2 separate regions of the Mus musculus genome follow, and region 2 is linked to region 1. The links are chromatin loops, found by intact Hi-C in ENCODE. Cell type or tissue: left cerebral cortex. All regions are shown on one strand. Each heading gives the region's core, and the rest is flanking DNA. Links, peaks and the distances in the headings are about the cores only. Region 1 holds the start of Ddah1 (dimethylarginine dimethylaminohydrolase 1). Region 2 has its middle 54 kb from the start of Gm17501.

Evidence for each region. Peaks named below come from ENCODE experiments on the same cell type or tissue, not always from the same donor. Only the 100,000 strongest peaks of a DNase experiment are listed, where the experiment ranks them.
Region 2: it touches region 1 in a loop (7-fold over the local background); 1 of 42 quality-filtered maps calls a loop at or near these places.

What each region holds. Positions count from the first base shown.
Region 1 is chr3:145,756,646-145,761,036 of GRCm38, reverse strand. It overlaps Ddah1 (dimethylarginine dimethylaminohydrolase 1), which reads right to left and starts at 2,345. Exons shown (of 6, transcript NM_026993.3): 1 at 1,873-2,345. The coding sequence starts at 2,175. In left cerebral cortex, for the core only: no CTCF peak of the experiment used is centred there; DNase peaks (open chromatin) are centred at 1,039, 1,321 and 2,189; H3K4me3 peaks cover 1,891 bases; H3K27ac peaks cover 1,260 bases.
Region 2 is chr3:145,701,656-145,706,046 of GRCm38, reverse strand. No RefSeq gene overlaps it. Among named protein-coding and RNA genes, the nearest start is that of Gm17501, 54 kb to the right of the region's middle. In left cerebral cortex, for the core only: no CTCF peak of the experiment used is centred there; DNase peaks (open chromatin) are centred at 530, 1,838 and 2,394.

The sequences.
Region 1 (4,391 bases), core at 158-4,157:
GAGATATTAGCGAGCATCACCCTGCATACCCCTGTTTGCCAGGAGCACCCTACCCAACCATGACTGTCATCTCCTCTCCAGCTAGGAGGTGCCTTACCTTACCCTATCAACACAGACCCATATGTGCAGGAGTAAAAGTGCTTTATAGAGAGATCATGACAGTGCCACTGAGCAGATCAAGATGTAGCCCAAAGCATGGAGGTGGCTTGCCTTCCCTCCCCCTGGGAAACAGAAGCTACAGCTCAGAGGTAGAATGCTTACCTACTGTTGGCAAGGTCCTGAGTTCAATGCCCTACACAGAGAAGGAAAACACAACAAGAGTTCTGCGTGACCTTTGGCAAGTACGGGTCCACTGAGCTGACTACAGAGTGGAGTCAAATTCTGACATTTAAAATATCAAAATATCACCAGGAGAAAGATCACTGCTAGCTCTTATATTGGAAAATCCGAACTTGGAAAGTTAATTGCACAAATAATATGTTATTTGTGTTCCATAGAGATGAACCTTCCTGAAGTAAGATGGACTAAATAAGGGCGATTAGGGTCAAGAGAAGAAAGGAAGTCTTGTTAGACGAGTACCATTTTGAGAGTTTTGACGTCTATTTTATCTATTTAGCATCCCAACCTATCCACCATTGCTACATTCATATTAGGTTAAAATAGAGTGGAAGCCATTTGTATAGGTCAAATTGGAAAGGGAAAGTGGACAGGCTAAGAGAATGATACCTGCTACTTTTGAAGTGTAGAGAGAAGAGCTACCTAAATGGCAAATAGGTAGACTTTGATTATACTCAATCTCTAGGATTTCACCAGGCAAGCAGATCAAGGGTGGAATAGGCATATTTAAATCATAAGCCCAAAGAACTACTTGCAATGCGACAGAAAAGTGAAAAAAAACAAACAAAACAAACAAAAACAAGGAAGAAAACCCCTCAGATAGGAAAAAAACCACCTGCATCGTGTCACACTGCTGGATGCCAAGAGTGTGGGAGAATCTTAAGGCTGGGCTCTTCTCTGGCAGTCAGAAAAATCCCAGGCCAGATGGCATTTTAAAATCTAAACTCGTGTGTCTGTGCCTCTCTCCCACTAACCTACATTATTTTTAAAGCAGTTACAGCCATTTCTACAAGATACGATAATGTGTTGGCCCCTTGAAGAAAACAAAAAGCAGTCTTAATTGCAGAGAGAGAGGGGAGAGAGAGATTAAAATGACAGAACTTATTAAAAAAACAAAAACAAAAACCAAAAAACCTCCCATTGCTAATGAAACGGAGCACCCCGCAGCAAGCACAGCTTTTCAAACCCGGCCCATTCACAAACACATTTAAACACAGCTCACTAACAAAACGCTGAACACATTCGCTTGCCAGTTCTTCAAGACTCACTCGCCACCACTGAAAAGTAACTTGAATTCCTTGGGTCTCTGGGCATAGTCTCTGCCTGGTGTCACCTGGTCCGCCCTGCCAGGAGCTCCCCCAAAGGAATCCCTGCAGGACTTGGGGACCCCCCCCCCCCAAGCCTCCACCTGCCCTCCGGGAGGACCCTTCTCTGTCCTCACTGGCAAGGAAACAAGAGTAGCATTGTCCTCAGCGCTGTGTAATTTGCAAGATAGAACCTCTGGCGCTCTGGGTCTCCAGCCCAGCCACCTGCCCAAGTCCTCGTCACTACACTCCAACTGAGATCGACTCAAAGGCTCCCCGACTGCGAGGAGGTGTGAACAATGAAGTTATCTGGCTCGGATTTCCCACACCCAGCCACGCCGCCCGGAGTCCGGCGGTGGGAAGTTGGGAACTGAGCCCGCGGGGTCAGTTCCACGAGCGTCCCCCCTCGGCCGCGCCCCTCGCGTCGTCTGCCCGGGGGCTGGCCCGTTACCTCCTTCCTGCGGCTGGGCGCCCCGGGGCGGGTGATGAGGGCCGTCTCCTCGCACACGACGGCCACGTCCTCCACGAACACGCAGTCGGGCAGGCTCTCGTCGGCGGGCAGCTGCACCACCTGCAGCCCCAGCTTGCTGCCCAGCACGCCCACGTAGAGCTCGTGCTGGCGCTCGGCGCGAGCGAAATCCACCTCCTCGCCCTGCGAGCGCCTCAGCGCGTGGCGGCACAGGGACTCGGGCGGAGCCCGCACCACGGCGTGGGTGGCCCGGCCGAAGGCGGAGGGGTGGCCGAGGCCGGCCATGGTTCGCGCGGAGAGGAGGCGACGGTGGCTGGGTTTGAGTCGGTGGCTCGGTCCTCCCGAGAGCAGCGCGCGCCCAGCCTGCGAGCCTGCGAGCCTGCGAGCGCCCGGCGGCTCCTCTTGGCAGCCGATGAATGTGCTGCTGCGGGAGCCCGGCTCGCGCCCGGAGCCCTGCCCGCGCCACTGAGCATGCCCAGAGCTCCGGGCGCCGGCCCAGCGCCCGCGGGCCTATTCCTATGCTCTCCGCATCTGCCGCAGACCGGCCTGGGTCAATCGGGATGCGGAGGCCAGGGACTTAATCAGCAATGACTCCCTCCGTGGTGTGTGTATCCCACCGCAGGTGCACGCCTCACATGGTCCCCATGAGGACCTGGAAATTAGGCAGTGCTGAACTGGACCTGCTGGAGAAGACTTCACGGTCAGGGGACCAGGTGAAGGGCGATTGTTTATGGATAAACTTTCCCTTTCTCTTCTTCTCTTTTTATCCAGCACGTGGAACCTCGGTTCTCAGCGTGGCAGCCTGTCTTCACCCAAATTACCTCGACTTTCTCCAAATTGACCAACTGCCCCACGTGAAACTCAGTATAGTATAAAGAATGCATTTCTTCCCACCCAGGAGAAAGTAACCCAAAAGACAGACACACAGTTACAATAAGTATCTAGGAACAGTGATACTTCAAGCCCACAAGGCAATTTAAAGTGGGAAGAATGCCTCTTCTTGTTTTCTCCGTTTTTCTTTAACTGCACTAGGCTTGTCATTCAATAAAGGAGTGTTTATCTAGAAACCAGCACACATACCTACCCTATCTCATCCCCATTCGAGGCTGAAGGCACAGAGATAGGGTGAGGGATGGTACTGTGGGCTTTAACAATGTCCTATTCCAGGCTTCCCAAGATACACTTCAAAGTCACTGTTTTAATAAACCTGTGGTCACAACAGACCTTGGGCGACATTTCACCCCTGATGAGCTTACAGCATCCATTCCGAGAAGGATCAACCACCTCATCCAGTCCCCACAACTACCTTAAACAACGAAGACTGCAAGAACCCAGCTGTATCTCACCAGGGCAGTGGGATTGGCAAAACCCTCGCCCCCCCACCCCCCACTTCCTCTCGCTAACATTCTCATCAGGACTCCAAAGATGGACTTGGGAGTCTCCGAACCCCGTAATGAAGCCACGTGGATGAAGTCTTTATCTGCTCTTCACCAACACGCTTCTTTTGAGGACTGGTGCTAGAGCTTAGTCCCCGGGGACGCCCAGAGCTTTTGCCCTAAAGCTCAGGTAACAAAGATTGACCCTAGAATACTTTTCTCAGTGCAATCAGTTCTGAAGAAAATGTGATTCCAATGTGTTTATTTCCAGAGCCTGCTAGAAGCAAGGAGCTAGCATTTTGTTCCCACAATAGAACTCTGCCCCCCCCACCCCCCACCCCCGCGGTCACAATTCAGTTCCTTGACCTTCGGAAGGAGATTCCAGCTTCCTTACAGCCTCGCCCTTCCTGTGGGAACACACCTTTCGGAATTCCTGTCACTTCTCGACCTTCCCTCTTTGCCGCTCAAGAATCCGTCCTTTCTTTGATGGTGATACAAAGCCTGTTCTTTTTCCTCTTTCACATATCAAAGTTTAAATAATCCAGGGGGTGTGCTCTTCTCAAGGAGACCACCTCCAAAATTCTGAAATAGTCTAAGGCGATAGTCTCCTCCCCCACGGGGTGCAGCACACTACTAACGTACAGGTCATTTCCATAATCAAGTATTATAATTGAACGAGGTGTGGTGGCTTGCACCTAAAACTCAAGTCCGATTGAGGCAGAGGGAGGCTTGAGGCTAGCATGGTCTACACAATGAGTTCTAGTTCAGTAGAGGATACATAAGAAGCTCTTGTCTTGGGTAAGCCACATATATTTATAAGCATACGTATGTATTTATACAGACACATATGATTTGACTGTGACCTTAGAAACCCTCTCATTTGATTATTTTGTCTAGTGTTTTGAAACCCAGCTGTGGCATCCAGTATCCGCGTCAACCTTTTGCTTGTATATTTTAAGCCCTGTTTAACAAGACCAGAAATATTCCATGTCTGAGGATCTATCCTGCTTAAGAAGTTCTTCGGTTTGAACTTCAATCCCCTTGGTCTCAGTTCTGCCTCCTGATGAAAGGGGCAGCGTTCTTTCACAAGCCGCTATTCACATATTTGAAGGCAGTGCTGTTATC
Region 2 (4,391 bases), core at 322-4,321, 55 kb after region 1:
AAGGTCAACTGACAGGATATGTTTTCCACCTTATAGGGAAAAAAAAAAAATCCAAGGTCATGGGTGGAAGTCTTTGAAGGACCCAAAACTCAGTGGTGAGTGTCATTGGGTTGTCAGGTGATACCAAGCATATTGTTTAGCTCATTCTCTGATTATCTTATCATATTATACAACTAAAATGATGCTCTGAGATGCATGTGTACCTACTTGTGTGTGCATGTGCATGTGAGTGTGTGAGCAAGTGAGCGTGTGTGTGCGCACGCACACACACACACACACACACACACACAACCCACACCCTACTCTGTATCAGAGACAATAGAGAACCAGTCAGAAGGTTCTTAGGTCTGCAGGAAATAGCAATGAAGACACAGCTCCTTGGTGATGGCATAACGGGTCACTATTTATAGCCCATCATGCACCCGCTGGTGTGCACTAGGGTCGTTGGCTGCCAGAGAATAATTTTAGGGAATGAGCTTCCTGGTGAGCTCACAGCTTAGCCCTGCCTGTGTCACTCTCTTGAGTCACCAGCAGATAATTCTGTGCAGAATGAGCTAATTTTAGCCATCTGTGGGATCTTTGTAAACACTCTGTAGTGACTCTTCCAGAAGTCAGTGTGAAGTAGTAGCTATCTCTGCCTCATTTTCATCCCCCAGTAATCTACCAGGGATCTTTAGAGGTGACGTGTTCTTACAGGAAACGGCTAGGTGAGCCTCACTGTTTCAGACAGAGCATACTCACCGTTCTGCCATTGATCCCAAGGTCAGAAGGTTTAATGGGTCCAGAAAGTGGCTGCCTACCTTCATGTCATTTTTCTATCTGTCATCTTTGACACATTTTTTTTTCTCCTGTCATCATTTTGGAGATGTCCTCTCAGGGACCCAGAACACAGGCTCACCACAGAGGGGAGGCACAAAGGGGGTATGGTGAGTCCTGGAGTGAGCAGTTTCTCCCAGCCTCACCCCTACTTCCCACTGCCCCACTTCCACGCACAATCATGCTGTTGTCTATTTGGAGTGTGTAGTGATGGCTCAGCTCCTGAGTCACACCCCTCTTTCAGGGATGCACCCCTGGGCTTAGGGTTACATTTCCTCCATAGTCAGTCACTTGATGCAGATACCCCAGGGTTTCATGAGTCTCTGGGGAAGGATGGAGCCAGATGAGAGAGACTACACCCATCAGAGCTCTCTGCTCCTAATGCCTTGTCACAGCCTGCACAATTGATCAAGAGTTCCTATTTTGTGGAGTGAGAACCATAGGGCCGGCACTAGGGTTCCTTGCTCTCTTTGGATCCTATTTAGGCTCTGGCCTGCATCCAAAAGAGGCAGAAAAGGACAAGGAAAAGTTATATCTTTCTGAGTTGGAATTAGAAAGGTGGGCAGGCCAGCTGATTGACCTGCTCAACTCGATTCCTTATATGTCGACAGAGGGATACATTCTGTTTTTTCCTGTAACATGGAGACTGGAGGGTCGCCTTGCTTTCGAGAGCAACCATGTAGCAAAACCTTAGCTCAAAGAATGCAAACAGGGGCCTGGCATCATAAAAGTGGAAAGACTTGGTTCTACAAAGTTGCCCTCTGACCTCCAAATGTGCACAGCAGTACACTTTCACCAGCACCCACACACATATGGATGCACGCACAAAAATATATAAAGCAAAAATAATTTTAGAAACATCTAAATATAGGATTTATTTGTGGAATAAATGTGGAAACCAAGCAACGGTGCTGAGTTTGGAGGAACGGCGAGGACATACTCCAGGCCGGTGAACCTGAGCTTGGCAGAGAATATCATCAGCCAGGAGCGAGAGGCATCTGGCTACTCTGAAGGAAACTTAGTGGGGCTTATCTCTTTGCTGAAAACCTTCAGCCCTGGAATGTTTGAAATCTAGTCTGCCTAATCTTTTTCTGTCGGAAAAAGAGAGCGAGAGCACAGGCGGCCAGTGAGGAGGAAGGGAGCAGAAAAGATGCAGGAAGGGAGAAGCTGAGACTGGATGAGGGGAAAACGATCAATTCTGTATGTAGTTCTTTTTATAAGAAAGGCAGCTAGTATGGATTCCACTGTACATTTTGTATTTCTTGAATTCTTTAAAAGTCTTTTCAGGACTCTTGTTGGGGGCAAGATTTTGCTAAAGGAAACTTCATTTAAGTGCCTGTTTCCAAAGAAAACACACACCGTACCAAGACACACACCCTGTGTGTAGCTTCACTGTATTGCTGGGAACCGGACCTCCCTCATGGCTCCTCTTTACTGAGGACCCCAGTGTCCTCGGCTCCCCTGTAAAACTGAGTCTCTCTGACTCTGGACTGAGTACAGGGAGCCTTTCAGAGCAAGGCACAGGAGGCCACCCTTGGCTGTCTGCTAATGCAGGGCTTGTGTGGCGGCCGGCCGTCGGTCCCTGTGAACTGTGTGGGCAGCGTTCTCTCTGAAGAGCCTAAGAAACCGACCTTTTGAGGAAGGCAGTGTTAAGGAATGTCTGGAATGTTTTTAGCCCCGAGAGTTTCCTGGAACCCTGTATGGTCCCCAGTGAAGAATGGGTAAAGCAGTATTATGGAGTTAAGCAAGACTGGTTCAGATCAGAGAGGGATGGAGGAAGTCATTAAAAGGGATGAGACTGTCCCCTCGCAAGCATGGGAAGCAGGCCCAGGGTTTCTTTCTAGATTGCACGTACATCCAACAAATCAACTCTCATCCTCCCAGGCTGAGGAGAGGACAAGCTCTAAATAACCTGCAATTGTTACAGAGAGTAACAACCAGAGATGAGTTCTCTTTCTTCCTTCCCCACAATGGCCTTTGCAGCAAATGAGTGAGTGAGCTGTTAAATACCGTTATATTCTGTGCTGGAATTCTACGGTATTCACAAATGTTATTTGTGGAATAGGGAAGTCATATTTCTAGCTACCTCATAAAGCTATTACTGTATTTAAAGGTTTCCAATGGTTTATTTATAGCTAGGTGCCCATTTTTTGTGTATAAGGGATCTATTTGACTTGAATTTGTACTCCTGTGAGAGCCTGAAGCTGGTTACAGCTCAACACAGTGATTTAATAGACGCGGTTCACCTAGAGTCCCAGCATCATCGCATACTGTGGCCACTGACTTCAGATATTCTCCTTTTTGGATTTTTCAAATTCCTTTGTCTGCATTCCAGGGCGAGTCATTGCAATCAGATGCACATGCAGATTCACTGCAATCGGATGCACATGCAGATACTATTTAAATATCTGTACAAAGGCAGACTGTGTGTGAATACATGTGGTGACAAAAATTCATGAAGTGAAATTTACCCTTACCTACTTACTTCTTGATGCGTTTTGATATTTTCCAGTCTATTTTATTACTTCTTTTTAATAGAATATGCAGATGATTACAGTGACGCACTTTATTTCCCTGCCCATTGATAGGTTACAACTTGGAGTGTGAGAAACTCTGGTCTCCCTGGCCCTCTAAAGAGCTACATAAGGGAGTGAAAGGGAAGGTTGTTAGAGGGCATAAATGTGGACGTGTAATTGAAACGACTCAGGAAACGCGGAAATGCTGCTGAAAGGATTCTAGTTTTCTTATGTTTCTGTCTTGTTAAAGTAATACTTTTATTTATTATTTGAAAATTTAATACATGTGTATCTTGGACGTGTTTATCGCAACTCTCCTCTTTTTCCTGGATCCCTCCTGTGGTGGTTTGAATGAAGATGGCTTTCGTAGGCTTGTATATTTTCATGATATACATGATAAATTGTTTAAGGAGGATTAGAAGATGTGGCCTTATAATAGGAGGTGTGGCCTCGTCGTAGGAGGTGTGGCCGCATTGTAGGGGGTGTGGCTTTGTAGGCAGTATGGCCTCATTATAGGAGGTGTGGCCTTGTAGGAGGTATGGCCTCATTGTAGGGGGTGTGGCCTCATTGTAGGAGGTGTGGCCTCATTGTAGGAGGTGTGGCCTTGTTGGAAGAACGGTGCTTCTGGTGTGTGCTTTGAAGTTTCACACTCCGTCTCTAAGCCCAGTGTTTCTTTGCCTGCTGCCTGCCTGCGGATCAGGATATGACTCTCTCAGCTCCAGCACCATGCCCTTCCTTTTCCCATCATGATGATAATGGAGCAACCCTCTGAAACGATAAGTCCCTAGTTAAACGCTTTATTTGAAAAAAAGTTGCCTTGGTCATGGTGTCTCTTCACAGCAATAGAACAGTGACTAAGACGCGTCCCCTATCACATATCCCTCCTTGCTTCATGTCCTTCTTTGGATATTTTTAATTTTATGTAATTATTATTTTGAGTCACTAACCTAGTGCTACCTATATGTGTATGGGTGTGGGTTCATCCACTGGGGACTGGGCAACAGACTAGTGGCCTTAGCCACAAAGAAAAGTGACTCTTCCTCTCCCAGCTGTCAATAG